Regions from separate parts of the Homo sapiens genome. Here all the other regions are linked to region 2. A link is a contact called in ENCODE Hi-C or POLR2A ChIA-PET data. All regions are on one chromosome and are shown on one strand. The core of a region is the stretch at or near the end of the contact, and the rest is flanking DNA. Distances in the headings are between cores, read along the strand shown.

Region 1 (4,812 bases), core at 1,784-4,283, 110 kb before region 2:
AGTGCTGGGATTACAGGTGTGAGCCACCGTGCCCAGCTGTCTCTGACTTTCTTTGTCTCCATCTCTGTATGTGGATCCCTCATTCTCAATCTTTGTCTATTTCTCTCTTACGCTGTATGTTGTATATGACCGACTTTCTCTATGTGACTCTATATCATCTAGCTTTCTTTTTCTGTCTGTCTCTCTCTCTGTGAAGTTTATCTTTCTGTCTCTGTGTTTCCCTATCCCTCCATGTCAGTTTCTCTTGATTTTCCTCTCCCTTTCTCCATTTCTCTCTGTCTCTCTCTCTCTCTGCTCTTTTCCCTCCCCTGACCCCTTGCCTCCAATCCACCCCCATTTCTCTTTTTTCCCTCCCTTTTCCCCTCCTCTAGAGTCTCAAGATTGGGGCCAGGCAGCAAGACAGTGAATATAAAGTGAAAAGTCACCTGGAGATTTCCAGGCCACCAGATGTGCAACGTATTCAGACAGAACAGCTGGATCATTTAACAGCTTCCTTGTTTTCCCCCAGAACATCCGCTGCGGGGGTGTCTCACACAGCATATCTACATGAAGACACGCAGGTGTGTGCCCCCGTGTGTTGCCTCATGAGACCCTGTGCAAAAGTCACCATTGTCTGAAAGCCCCACTTGTATCCTTTAATGTAATCTGATTCAAATTTCTTCCCCTGCAACTTCCCTCTTTTCCTCTTCTTACATAACATAGCTAAAAAACCTGGTGCTGTTTAATCATCTCAGATACCTTCCACTGGCTTCCTGTGATCTTCAAGTGATCTTGTGAGTGAGGTGTTTGGAAAGATGAGACAAAATGAGGAAGAAAGTCTAAAGAAAGCCCTGGAGAGAGCTGGAAAGAAAACCCTCAAATTCAGCGCCAATCATGGTGGCTCACACCTGTAATCCCAGCACTTTGGGAGGCCAAGGTGGGTGGATTGCTTGAGACCAGGAGTTCGAGACCAGCCTGACCAACATGATGAAATCCCTTCTCTACTAAAAATACAAAAATTATCCTGGCATGGTGGTGGGCACCTGTAATCCCAACTACTCAGGAGGCTGAGGTGGGAGAATTGCTTGAACCCAGGAGGTGGAGGTTACAGTAAGCCGAGATCACACCACTACACTCAAGCCTGGGCGATGCAGCAAGACCCTGTCTCAAAAAAACAAAAACAAAAGCAAATACAAAACTCAAATTCAGGGCACTGCATTGTTCTTGGCCCCATTATACAGATGAAAGAACTCTAGGGTCCAAAAGCTCAAAAGAACCTGTACTCCAACCCCAAACTCCTAGCTCTTATCATGCAACTCAACTGCCAGCATCACAGACAAAGCAAAGCTGGAAAAGACCTCACACATGGGGCTGCATGGTGCAGAGAGCATTGCCTCAGCCTCTCATGTCGGCTAGACAACACTGAGTTCAAATCCCTTTCCTGGGACTTAGAAGCTGCCGACTTGGGCAAGCCGTGTCAGCTCTCTGAGCCTCGGTTTCCTTATCTATAGAATGGTAATAATAACAGTATCTCGACCAGGCGTGGTGGCTCACACCTGTAATCCTAGCACTTTGGGAGGCTGAAGCAGGGGATCACCTGAGGTCAGGAGTTCGAGACCAGCATGACCAACATGGTGAAACCCCGTCTCTACTAAAAATACAAAAATTAGCTGGGTGTGGTGGCGGGCACCTGTAATCCCAGCTACTCGGCAGTCTGAGGCAGGAGAATCACTTGAAGCCGGGAGGCAGAGGTTGTAGTGAGCCGAGATCGTGCCATTGCACTCCAGCCTGGGCGACAGAACGAGACTCCGTCTCAAGATAGTAATAATAACAACAACAACAACAGTATCTCTCTCTCAGAGGGGTGTTGTGAAGATCTGATGAAACGAGACATGTAGAGTTCCGAAATGATAGTAAGGACTAGAAAATGTATGTTGTTGTTAGAATTAGTACAAAACTGAGGCCCAAGTTTACACAAATTAGGTAATGGCAGATCCAGGCTTAGCAGCTGGTCTTGCAGCTCTCACTCCAGCATATTATTTCCTTTTTTTTTCTTCTTGAGATGGAGTCTCGCTCTGTCGCCCAGGCTAGAATGCAGTGGCGTGATCTCAGCTCACTGCAACCTCCGCCTCCCAGGTTCAAGCGATTCTCCTGCCTCAGCCTCCTGAGTAGCTACGACTAGAGGGGTGCGCCACCGCGCCTGGCAAATTTTTTCTATATTTAGTAGAGATAGGGTTTCATCATGTTGGCCAGGCTGGTCTCAAACTCTTGACCTCAAGTGATCTGCCCGCCTCGACCTCCCAAAGTGCTGGGATTACAGACGTGAGCCACCGCAGCTCTTGTATTTTCACCAAGAGAGTTTCTTGCTACTTACTCTTCCACCAAAAACAGTGATAATACTAATTATTTTAGTTATTACAGCTGAGACTCTGTGTTCCAGATCCCATCTTAACACCTTACACCTGCTCATCAAATCATTGTGACAACCTTGTAACATAGGTCCCATCATTATCCTTAGTTTATAGATGAGGAAACTGAGGCCCAGAAAGCAAGAGAACCTTGCCCAAGGTCACACAGCTAGTAGACAGCAGGGCTAGGATGCAAAGGCAGGCAGCCGGCCCCAGAGTCCACCTTGTAATCTCTGCACTCACTGCTTTCCATTAAACTTCTTGGGGATTTACCGCAAATCATGGTTACTTTTCTTTACTATTATCTCTATATATATATCAATTGACTTTCACTTACACAAGTAATATGTGAATGAATACATTCTAAAAAACAAAAACAAAATTAGGGCATGACTGACAAAACTAAACTCTGCTTGGACATTACTCTTATTTTCCACTGTGAGTAGTTTGGTAAGAATCCTCTCAGCCTTTTGCCTACACGTTTACATATGTACTTTACTGCCACTTTGCATACTCTTCCCACTGGGCCTCTAGAAAACAGTAGCTGAGACGGCAAACTTGAGACTGAAGAAAGGTTGTGGGGGCTGGAGATGGTATCACTTTCTGTTTTCTGTAGATCAGTTACCTATAAATATTCTGAAAGCTTCCCGGCAGGTGACTCAGCCAATGGGCCAGAGAGTTGGATGCATAATTAGGTTTCCTTGGCTATCTGCAGAGACAAAACCAGAGAAGGTGGGCTGTCTCTATCCAATATGGCTGCCACTCACCAAATGGGGTTTTGGGCCCTTGAAATGTGGCTTGTCCGAACTGAGATGGGATATAAGTGCAAAATACCAGATTTTGTAGCCTTATACAAAAAAAAAAAAAGAGGATAACATAGCTCATGCTTTTTTAAAAAAAACCTTTCCTATGGTGCTAAATTAATTTCTTTTCTTTCTTTCTTTCTTTCATTCATTTTCTTTCCTTCCTTCTTTCTTTTTTTTCTTATTTCTATGAGTCAGGGTTTCACTCTGTCACCCAAGCTGTAATGGCCTCACAAGTAGCTGGGACTTGTGTATGTGTAATCACTTCTAGCTAATTTTCTTTACTTCCTTCCTTCCTTTCTTTCTTTCTTTCTTTCTTTTCTTTCTTTCGAAACAGGGTTTCACTATGTTGCCCAGACTGGTCTCAAATTCCTGGCTTCAAGCAATCCTCTCACTTTGGCCTCCCAAAGTGCTAGGATTACAGGCATGAGCCACTGCACCTAGCCTTGAAATACTTTCTTTTTTTTCTCTCTCTCTTTTTTTTTTTGAGATGGACTGTCTTGTCACCCAGGCTGGAGTACAATGGCATGATCTTGGCTCACTATAACCTCCACCTCCCAGATTCAAGCTATTCTACTGCCTCAGCCTCTCAAGTAGTTGGGATTACAGGTGCCTACCACCGTGCCCGGCTAATTTTTGTATTTTTAGTAGAGACGGGGTTTCACCATGTTGGCCAGGCTGGTCTTGAACTCCTGACCTCAGGTGATCCACCCGACTCGGCCTCCCAAAGTGCCAGGATTACAGGCATGAGCCACTGTGCCCGACCAGAATGCTTTCTTTATATTGATTACGTGTTAAAATGGTCATTTTTAAAATATATCAGGTTAAATTAAATATATCATTTAAATTAACTTCAGCTTTTTTAATGAGGCTACTGGAAAAATTAAAAGTCCATATGTGGTTTGAATTCTTTTTTTTTTTTTTTAAACACACTCTGTTGCCCAGGCTGGAGTGCAGTGGCGAGATCTTGGCTCCCTGCAACCTCTGCCTCCCAGATTCAAGCGATTCTCCCGCCTCAACCTCCCAAGTAGCTGGGACTACAGGCGCCCACCATCACACCTGGCTAATTTTTGTATTTTTAGTTGAGAGGGGGTTTCACCATGTTAGCCAGGCTGGTCTCGAACTCCCGGCCTCAAGGGATCCATCCGCCTTGGCCTCCCACAGTGCTGGGATTACAGGCGTGAGCCACCGTGCCCGGCCTTGAATTCTATTTCTAATGGATAGCGCTGTTCTAAACAGTTGCTTGAGGAGACACTATTTTAAAAAATTATCTGAGAATGGTAATGATAGTTCGATTGTATCAGGTGCTCTAAGATGAGGTTGCAGGCTAAACACTTCCCATTGCTTATCTCTTCCATTCCTTCACAACAGTTGCATGAGCTAAGCACTATTCTTACCTCCATTTTGCAGAGGAGGAAACTGAAGCTCAGAGAAGTGAAGTCATTTGCCCAAGGTCACACAGCCAGGAAGCAGCCAAGCAGCAATCTGAACACATCCCTCAAGGGATTAACCCTGTGGATGACAGGACAAGAAAACCATTCACAGGGACCCGCCTCAGAGATGAGTATAGTCAGAAGAAAGTCCTGGAAAAGCCAGGTTCCAATGGGATAATACAAGCCCAT
Region 2 (5,037 bases), core at 104-2,603:
GCCCCCCCTCACCAGGACCCTAAAGGATGGCCTCAACCTCAGGGTTGTTAGGAATTGAAATGAAATAGTGCATGGAAGGAAGTTAGCAGCATGCTGAGATGATATGAGGTGTGATAAAATAAGCAACCATAGTAATACACGTTGCTGCCATTGTGTCTTAGAGTTTTGGGGTGAGGGTGGTTAATATGCAAATCAAGTCCCCCAAAATAGCTCTGGGAGGGAACAGGGAAATGCAAACTGAAGGGACATCAGGCCATGGGAGTTGGGAGTTGGCTGACTTTCTTAAAAAGTACCTTTTTCTCCGATTGTCAGATAACAATGAACTAGGGACTTTCCCCCTCCCACAGATGGCGGCTTCTGAGCCTGTAAAAATAGGCATCCACAAAATGCTTTTCTCTCCTTCGCTTCTAGGTCTGTCTTTTTCACTTTCCCCTTCTCTCCCAGATGGTAGTTTTTCTGGTCTAATACCTGTAAAAGAGGTCAGCAATATGTTTACCTTGAAGGAGTAGTGCCTAAGATTTTGTTAATCCATTCATTTATTAACCATTTCTTTTTTCTTTTTTTTGAGATGGAGTCTCGCTCTGTCACCCAGGCTGGAGTGCAGGGGCGCAATCTTGGCTCACTGCAGCCTCAGCCTCCCAGGTAGCTGGGATTACAGGCATGTGCCACCATGCCTGGCTAATTTTTGTATTTTTAGTAGAGATGGGGTTTCACCCTGTTGGTCAGGCTGGTCTCGAGCTCCTGACATCAGGTGATCTGCCCGTCTCGGCCTCCCAAAGTGCTAGGATTACAGGCTTGAGCCACCGCGCCCGGCCTCTTAACCACTTCTTGAGCCTCTCCCTGTGACTGAGGAAGAGTCTCTGCCCTCCCAGCGTTCACAGCCCAATGTGGTGGGGACAGTGTCTCAGTGGTTGTTAAGACAGTGTGACGTACACCCCAACTGGGGTGAGGGAGAATTAAAGAAGGCCTCCCAGGGAAGGTAAAATCTAGGTGTAAGACCTGGAAGATAGATGGGATGGGGACAGGCCATGCGGAGTCCTGGAAGCAAGAGAGCGTGGTCCGCTCTAGAACTGCAAGTTCCATGTGGCTGGAGGCTGGCAGAGGCAGGGTGCTAGGAAGGAATAAGGCTGGCAGGGAGACCAGGGCCTGGGGAAGCCAAGAGAGCTGGGACTCGATCCTGAAGGCAGTTGTGGGCATGGAGGTCGCTGCACAGCAGGGACACAGTCAGGTTGGCATTGGAGAAGGAGGACCCTGGCTGCAGGCAGGTGGAGGGAGGGTCAGGGCAGGTTCTGGTGAGGGAGAGGGGACGATGGAGTGCCAGCCAGGTTCAGGAAGTGAAACCGATGGGGTGTGAGGGAGAAGGAGGAGCCAAGGACGATTTTCTGTTCTTGGCCTGGGCAGCCAGGTAAGTGACAGCGTGCCCTAGGGGATGTGGAAGGAGGAGTGGACTGGGAGAGAAAGGTAAGAAATCAGGTCAGTTGGGTCACAGCAAACCAATGACCCAGCAGGATCTTGAACATCAGACTGGAGTCTTTGATTTGAACGTGAACGGCACCGAGAACACAGCTGTGCTAAGGCCCCCAAAGAGAGAGTCACCGGCCCAAGGACAGGGTCAAGGCTGAGGTCTCCAGGACTCCTGGTATGGGGCAGGGACATGGTACAGGAAGCTGAGGAGGGTGGCCAGAGATAGCAGGAGAAGCAGGGGGCGAGATTGCCAAGCACAGCAGATTCAACAGCGTCAAAGAGTGTGGGACCGTCAGGCAGGTTGGAGCCACGGTCACAGGTTTTGATATGGAAAGGTGACCGCAGAGGAGCATCAGGGTACAGTGGGGACAGCAAGGATTCTTGCATGGGAGATGGAGCTGTGGGGGTGTCCCGCATCAGCAACTCCACCTGTAGACTTTTGGGGTTATAAGTGACAGAAACACAGCTCAGTGTCACTTAAGCCACAAAGCGGCTGTATCAGCTCATGTAACTTAACAGCCTGAGGGATGCAGAGGCAGGCAGTGGGCAGAGAAATGAAATATCCAAGGATGGTGATGAAGCTGGAGGAGAAGAGTTTTGGGGTTTTTTGTTTTGTTTTCTTGAGACAGTCTCACTCTGTCACCCAGGCTGGAGTGCAGTGGCATGATCTTGGCTCACTGCAACCTCTGCCTCCTAGGTTCAAGCAATTTTCATGCCTCAGCCTCCCAAGTAGCTGGGATTACAAGTGCCCACCACCACGCCTGGCTATTTTTTTGTTTGTTTTTAATAGAGATGGGGTTTCGCCATGTTGGTCAGGCTGGTCTCAAACTCTTGACCTGAAGTGATCTGCCCATCTTGGCCTCCCAAAGTGCTGGGATTGCAGATGTGAGTCACCATGCCCAGGTGAGTTTTTGTTGTTAAGGGATGATCATAGCTGGCACTTCCAGAGCTGGGGGCTGCTCTGAGCCAGGCACCGAGGCAGGTGCTCTGTACGCCACACTACTAAAATTACAAAAATTAGCCGGGCGTGGTGGCAGGATCAGTCTGTCCATGAATGCTAGGAGTCTGGAGTGCATGGTGAAGCTGCTGAGGCCCACCACATTCTCTTGATCAACCCTATCTTTGCCCTTTTCTGGAGCTTTTCTGCTTCTGGCATGACAGACTTTTGACTGAAAACCAGAAATGTTTTCTGCTCTGCTGAGTGCCCTAGATATTTTCATCCCAAATTACTAAAAGTTGCTTCTTCACCAGTTGCAAGGTTTCAGAAAGAAAAATTTCCTCTTCTGTAAAATATAAATGCGGTTTTTGCAAAGTACCTTGAGGTTCCCACACTACTGAGAAATAGGACAGGCTGCTCTTGTCTGCCAGGTAAGGTGTTTCCAAAGGAAAGTATGGGGTCAGGCATGGGCTCATGCCTGTAATCCCAGAACTTTGGGAGGCCGAGGCGGGTGGATCACTTGAGCCCAGGAGTTTGAGACCAGCCTGGGCAACATAGCAAAACCCTGCCTCTACAAAAAAATACAAAAAATTAGCTGAGCGTGATGGTATGTGCCTATAGTTCCAGCTACTCAGGAGGCTTTTGTGGGAGGATCGCTTGATCCCGGGAGGTCAAGGCTGCAGTGAACCGTGATCGCACACTACAGTCCAGCCTGGGTGACAGAGCGAGACCCTATCTCAAAAAAGGGAATTATGGCCAGGCACGGTGGCTCACGCGTGTAATCCCAGCACTTTGGGAGGCAGAGGCGGGCGGATCACCTGAGGTCAGGAGTTCGAGACCAGCTTGGCCAACATGGTGAAACCCTGTCTCTACTAAAATTACAAAACTTAGCCAGGTGTGTTGGCAGCGCCTGTAATCCAAGCTACTCGGGAGGCTGAGGCAGGAGAATCACTTGAACCCAGGAGGTGGAGGTTGCAGTGAGCCGAGATCATGCCACTGCACTCCAGCATGGGGAGCAAGAACAAGACTTTGTCTCAAAAAGAAAGGAATTATGGCCAGTGGCTGCCTGGAGAGCTTCAGTATACCCTGGCGCTGGCCCTGGCCAGCCCTGGGAGTCCAGAGATGTTTGGTCCGGCCGAGATGAGCCCAGCATGGGAGATGAGGTACCAGTGCCCTCAGCCAACAGGTGCATGATGGGCTTCTGCTCAAGGTCAGGTGTCATACAAGACTCAGGGGACACAGACCCTGCCTTCATGTGAGGTAAATGCTAGGAGGGATAAAAATATGTGGCTGCACATAACAGTTTCTAGTTAGAAACTAGGATGAGGGCTCTCGAAGGAAAAGTGGGAGGAGAGGTTATAAATGGGAGGGGAACTGATTTAGGTTTTAGGGGTGAGGGAGGGCCTCTTTGAGGAACTGACATTTTAGCTGACATTTCAAGCATAAGCAAGAGTAAGCGAAGCTCGGATTGGGGAGAAGAGTATTCCAGGTTGAGGGAACAGCCTGTGTGATGGCTCAGTGTGGAGCATCAGAGGGACAGAAGGGTGGCTGGAGTGTGGCGAGGAGGCTGTGGGGAAGGAGAGATGCCAGTTCCTGGAGGGCCATGCACTACAAGTACACATGTTAAACTAGTAGATATGGTCCCTGGGGCTCTGTTTATTTTTCCTTTCAGCTTTTTTTTCTCCCTGTGTTTCCAGTTGATGTTTTTTATTGCCCTGTCTTTAAGTTCATTGATCTTTTCTTTTCTTTTCTTTTCTTTTCTTTTTAGGCGGAGTCTCACTCTGTCGCCCAGGCTGGAGTGCAGTGGCACGATCTCGGCTCACTGCAACCTCCATCTCCTGGGTTCACGCCATTCTCCTGCCTCAGCCTCCTGAGTAGCTGGGACTACAGGCGCTGGCCACTATGCCTGGCTAATTTTTTTGTATTTTTTTTTAGTAGAGATGGGGTTTCACCATGTTAGCCAGGATGGTCTCAATCTCCTGACCTTGTGATCCGCCCGCCTCAGCCTCCCAAAGTGCTGGGATTACAGGCATGAGCCACTGTGCCCAGCCTCATTGATCTTTTCTTTGGTAATATGTTATCAGCTGTTAAGCCCATCCAGTGATTTTTCATTTCGTATATATACTTTTCAGTTCTAAAATATCCATCTGGATCTTTTTTTTTTTTTCCTTCTTTTTTTGTGAGATGGAGATTCACTCTTGTTGCCCAGGCTGGAGTGCAATGGTGCAATCTCGGCTTACCGCAACCTCCACCTCCCGGGTTCAAGTGATTCTCCTGCCTCAGCCTCCTGAGTAGCTGGGATTACAGGCATGTGCCACGATGCACAGTTAATTTTGTATTTTTAGTAGAGATGGGGTTTCTCCACATTGGTCAGGCTGGTCTTGAACTCCTGACCTCAGGTGATCTGCCCACCTCGACCTCCCAAAGTGATGGGATTACATGAGTGAGCCACCATGCCTAGCCAGCTGGATCTTTTTTGTAGATTCCATTTCTGTATTAAGATTTTTATTTGCTCCCTCATTAAGTTTATGTTTTCCTTGAAATCCTTGAATATATTTGTAATATCTGTTTTCAAGTCTTTCTTGGCCAGTTCTATTATCTCTGTACATTTTTAGTCTTTTTTTTTTTTTTGAGAT
Region 3 (4,996 bases), core at 990-3,489, 120 kb after region 2:
GATCCTTCCAGAAAGGCCATTTAAAGCCTTAATAATGTATATTTTTGACATTTTCTCTCAGTGTCTTTGAATTTAGTAGATAGAAATTGGTTTTAGTGTTGGAAAGAATAGCTTGGTGTTTTGCAAGAGTTTGAGTAGAAGATTGTATGATGGCTTTGATATTTTATTGACTTTCATAAACACTAATTTCCTCTTGATAAAGGAGCTCTAAGCAGACTCTGAACTCATCAGCAACTCTTTGGGCCTACGAAAATCTCTATACTAGTACTATCCAGTAGAAATATAATGTGAGCCACATATGTAATTTTAAATTTCCTAATATTCATATTAACTAAAAATAAAAAGAGGCCAGGCATGGTGGCTCACGCCTGTAATCCAAGCATTTTGGGAGGCTGAGGCAGGAGGATCACTTGAGCCCAGGAGTTCAAAATAAGCCTGGGCAATACAGTGAGATCCTGACTCTGTATTGCCAGACAAACAAAAACTAGCTGGGTGTGGTGGCATGACCCCGTAGTCCTTGCTACTCAGGAGGCTGAGGTAGGAGGATCACTTAAGCCTGGGAGTTCAAGACTGCAATGAGCTGTGATTGTAACACTACACTCCAACCTGGACAACAGAACAAGCCACTGTCTCTAAAAATAATAATAGTTAATTTTTTAAAAGGTGAAATTTGGCCGGATGCAGTGGCCGATGCTTATAATCCCAGCACCTTGGGAGGCCGAGATGGGCAGATCACTTGAAGTCAGGAGTTTGAGACCAGCCTGGCCAACATGGCAAAACCCTGTCTCTACTAAAAATGCAAGTCAGGTGTGGTGTCGAGCACCTGTAGTCCCAGCTAGGGAGGCTGAAGCAGGAGAATCACTTGAACCTGGGAGGCAGAGGTTGCCATGAGCTGAGATCACGCCACTGTACTCCAGCAGCCTGGGCGACAGAGCGAGACTCTGTCTCAAAAAAAATAGGTAAATAAAGAAAGGTGAGCTCAGTCTTGATAATGCATTCTCTTTGGTGCATTATATCTAAAATATTCTTTTTCTGTTTCATTTTTTGAGACCAGGTCTTGCTGATCCACCCACGCTGGAGTGCAGTGGCGTAATCATGGCTCACGGTAGCCCCAACCACTGGGGCTCAAGCAGTCCTCCCGCCTCAGCCTCCTGAGTAGCTGGGACTACAGGTGCACACCACTATGCCTGGCTAATTTTTTTATTTTTAGTAGAGTCAGGGACTCACTGTGTTGTCCAAGCAGGTCTTGAACTCCTGAGCCCAAGTGATTCTCCCACCTTGGCCTCCCAACGTGCTGGGATTATTGGCATGAGCCACCATGCCTGGCCCAAAATACAATTTCAGTATGTAAGTAATGAATATAAAAATTAGAGATTTTGGGGGCCGGGCGCAGTGGCTCATGCCTGTAATCCCAGAACTTTGGGAGGCCGAGGCTGGCAGATCATGAGGTCAGGAGATGAGACCATCCTGGCTAACACGGTGAACCCCTTCTCTACTAAAAATACAAAAAAGCCAGGCGTGATGGCACGCACCTGTAGTCTCAGCTACTCGGGAGGCTGAGGCAGGAGAATCCCTTGAACCCAGGAGGCGGAGAGGTTGCGGTGAGCCGAGATCACGCCACTGCTCCAGCCTGGTGACAGAGCGATGGAGTTTCACTCTTGTTGCCCAGGGTGGGATGCAATGGCGCGATCTCGGCTCACCGCAACCTCCACTTCCCAGGTTCAAGCAATTCTCCAGCCTCAGCCTCCTGAGTAGCTGGGATTTCAGTTGCCTGCCACCACACCCATCTAATTTTTTGTATTTTTAGTAGAAACGGGGTTTCACCATGTTGGTCAGGCTGGTCTCGATCTCCTGACCTCAGGTGATCTACCTGCCTCAGCCTCCCAAAGAGATTTTACTTTTTTTCATACTAAGTTTTCAAAATCCACTGTGTGTGGTTTTGTTTGTTTGTTTGTTTTTTTGAGACGGAGTCTCGCCCCATTGCCCAGGCTGGAGTGAAGTGGCACGATCTTGGCTCACTGCAAGCTCTGCCTCGCGGGTTCACACCAATCTCCTCCCTCAGCCTCCCAAGTAGCTGGGACTACAGGCGCCTGCCACCACGCCTGGCTAATTTTTTGTATTTTTAGTAGAGACGGGGTTTCACTGAGTTAGCCAGGACAGTCTCGATCTCCTGACCTCGTGATCCGCCCGCCTCGGCCTCCCAGAGTGCTGGGATTACAGGCGTGAGCCACCGCGCCCGGCCCACTGTATGTTTTATACTTAGAGCATGTCTCAAGTTGGGCTTCCCTCATTTCGGGTGCTCAGTAACCATGTAAGGAATGGCTGTTGTATTGTACAGTACCGCCCTCTACAGGGTAGAAGGAGAGGGGATGGGATATGTTCTCAGTTTTGTTCTTTATTTCCCAGCGATTGACCAATGTTTGGAGTTAAAAGGTTGCCGCTTTTGATGTTCTTTGTGATCTCCAGCTCTGACTGAATTGTATCGTCACTAGCATCAGCACTTTGCTTAAAAATCAATTTTCATTCTTATAAAAGACAAAGTATTAATGACACAAATATGTCTATACACAGATGCTAATCCTGCTGAAATTGAACTCTTGGCTGGTAGGCAATGCCACCCTGTGGTAGCTCAAAAGTTTATTCATCAATATATGAAAGGCCAAATTCTAAGTAGTGAATGTGGCTTAGGAGTGTTAGTGTAGAATACATTAAACGTGAGTGCTTTTTATTCTGAATTTTGGAGTGAATGTATGTAGTAGCATGTAGTGAAATTAACTGTTAGGAGAAAACAGAGGTAAGAATTCCTGAGAAGTTGGTAAGATTGTTCTTTTACTGTAATTTTTGTTTTTTCTTCAGGGGTTGCAGATGGTGTAGGAGGCTGGAGAGACTATGGAGTTGATCCATCTCAATTCTCAGGGACTTTAATGCGGACGTGTGAACGTTTAGTAAAAGAAGGACGGTTCGTACCTAGTAATCCCATTGGAATTCTCACCACAAGCTACTGTGAGTTGCTGCAAAATAAAGTCCCTTTGCTCGGTAAGTGGGTATCTTATGTGTTTTCCTCTAAAGAAGCCCCCTAGATAGTTAAAAACAAAACCAAGAAAATCATTTATCGGACCAGCTTTTTTCTGAGGCTCTTCCTACTAAGCAGAGTGTGATAGAGAAACTATAGGCTAACCGCTGGGCGCAGTGGCTCACGCCTGTAATCCCAGCACTTTGGGAGGCTGAGGTGGGCAGATCACCTGAGGTCGGGAATTCGAGACCAGCCTGACCAACATAGAGAAACCCCATCTCTACTAAAAATACAAAAATTAGCCAGGCATGGTGGCGCATGCCTGTAATCCCAGCTACTTGGGAGGCTGAGGCAGGAGAATCACTTGAACCCCGGGAGGTGGATGTTGCGGTGTGCCGAGATGGCGCCATTGCACCCCAGCCTGGGCCACAAGAGTGAAACTCCATCTCCAAAAAATAAAAGAGAAACTATAGGCTAACCAGAATACGTAGTACTGCTTGGAGGGAATGTGGATAGGTACAGCCACTTCGGAAAACAATTTGGTATTAAATATGAACATATAGTATGCCACAGCAGTTGCACTTCTAGGTGTTTACCCTAGACTAGAGAAACTCTTGCACAATACGTGAACCAAAAGATAGGTATGAGAATGTTCTCAAAATGTTGCCAATAGCAGAGAACTGGGGACAACCTAAAAGTCTATCTGTTGTAGAAAAATGCATTGTGAAAAGAAACGACTTAAAGCTGCATGTTCTACTCAGGAACATGTTGTGAAGGGAAGAGAGAACATTGCAGAATTCCACCTGACAGTCTGATTCCATATATTTCAAGTTTAGAAACATAAAAAGTTAAAACTGTATTGTTGAGGGATTCTAAAATTTGGTAAAAGAAGAAAGAAGAGCAAGAGGAAAGAAAAGAAATGGTCTGGCCTGCAAAATTCAGTTCATTACCTGTGATGAGTTCAAGTTGTGTTTGGTCACCCCACACTGCTAACAGGTGATTAGTCGGTGAAATAACTTGGCACAAATTAGATCCCCGATAATCTTGTATTAGAAAACTTAAAACCAAGTATTTAGGGTTTGTTTATGTGGTATGCTAATGGAGCATCCTTTGGCCAGGCCTCTACGTTTGTTTGTTACATGATTTCCTGGGAACTTACCCAGCCTTCTAAGCAGTCTCTCAGAGAGGGTATTATTACGTTTCTGCTCATAGCCAGCATCTTTCTAGTTACTAGAAGGCCTCCTTCCCAGTCACCATTGACATTTAAAATCAGCCCCTGTTCGGCCAGGGGCGGCAGCTCACGCCTGTAATCCCAACACTTTGGGAGGCCGAGGTGGGCGGATCATGAGGTCAGGAGATTGAGACCATCGTGGCTAACACAGTGAAACCCTGTCTCTACTAAAAATACAAAAAATTAGCCGGGTGTGGTGGTGGGCACCTGTGGTCCCAGCTACTTAGGAGGCTGAGTCAAGAGAATGGTGTGAACCTGGGAGGCGGAGCTTGCAGTGAGCCAAAATCGCGCCACTGCACTCCAGCGTGGGCGACAGAGCAAGACTCCATCTCCAAAAAAAAAAAAAAAAAAAAAAAATCAGCCCCTGTTTAGCGTTAATGGAGATCACCACAGTTGTTATAGAATTTGCTTTCAGTTTAAGCCCTTTGTAAGGAGTTCTTTTTATCAGTCTGCTGTCTTCTGTCTTTGTGCTGTGATTAACTAACTTGTTTTCCTTCAAACTGAAAAGGGATCTTGTCTTGCAGTTTCAATATATACTGCTTTGTCTTAATTCCCTGTTTTGGACATGCAATCTGGAGCTTGTCTGGCATAGTGAAACATTCTAGATGCTATTTCTAGCACCTCTCTGTCAACTTGCTGTGTGACTTTGGGCAAGCCACTTAACCTGTGATCTCCTTGCTTCACATGTTAAATGGAGAGAGAGCCCCTAGACACAGATTCCAGGGGACTGCCTCCTGCATGTTCTCAAGAGT

What was found. A loop is a pair of places that touch in the nucleus more often than their neighbours do. ChIA-PET counts read pairs that join two places held with the same protein, here RNA polymerase II (POLR2A). Pooled maps may share reads with other maps.
Region 1: a loop to region 2 is called in a map with no recorded cell type, with 18 times the contacts of the local background. The contact joins two enhancer-like sites. A Hi-C loop is called at or near these places in 9 of 37 single-sample maps with no recorded cell type and 9 of 50 pooled maps. POLR2A ChIA-PET finds 5 or more read pairs at or near these places in 2 of 52 experiments (WTC11 and activated T-cell).
Region 3: a loop to region 2 is called in a pooled map, with 1.8 times the contacts of the local background. The contact joins two enhancer-like sites. A Hi-C loop is called at or near these places in 1 of 168 maps with a recorded cell type or tissue (B cell) and 4 of 50 pooled maps. POLR2A ChIA-PET finds 5 or more read pairs at or near these places in 2 of 52 experiments (A673 and CD4-positive, alpha-beta T cell).

Annotation. Positions count from the first base shown.
Region 1 is chr12:110,774,837-110,779,648 of GRCh38, reverse strand. No RefSeq gene overlaps it. Among named protein-coding and RNA genes, the nearest start is that of PPP1CC, 34 kb to the right of the region's middle. RefSeq lists an enhancer at 2,852-3,191. Within about 2 kb of position 3,033, at least 2 of the 41 ENCODE cell types and tissues checked have a DNase peak (open chromatin) inside an H3K27ac peak, as active enhancers do.
Region 2 is chr12:110,665,552-110,670,588 of GRCh38, reverse strand. The region is part of intron 3 of HVCN1 (hydrogen voltage gated channel 1); the gene reads left to right. It overlaps LOC124903017 (a long non-coding RNA gene), which reads right to left. Exons shown (of 2, transcript XR_007063460.1): 2 at 1-468. Among named protein-coding and RNA genes, the nearest start is that of HVCN1, 21 kb to the left of the region's middle. RefSeq lists enhancers at 278-417, 1,468-1,567. Within about 2 kb of position 1,353, at least 5 of the 41 ENCODE cell types and tissues checked have a DNase peak (open chromatin) inside an H3K27ac peak, as active enhancers do.
Region 3 is chr12:110,549,829-110,554,824 of GRCh38, reverse strand. PPTC7 (protein phosphatase targeting COQ7) reads left to right here. Exons shown (of 6, transcript NM_139283.2): 2 at 2,857-3,036. Among named protein-coding and RNA genes, the nearest start is that of PPTC7, 31 kb to the left of the region's middle. Within about 2 kb of position 2,239, at least 2 of the 41 ENCODE cell types and tissues checked have a DNase peak (open chromatin) inside an H3K27ac peak, as active enhancers do.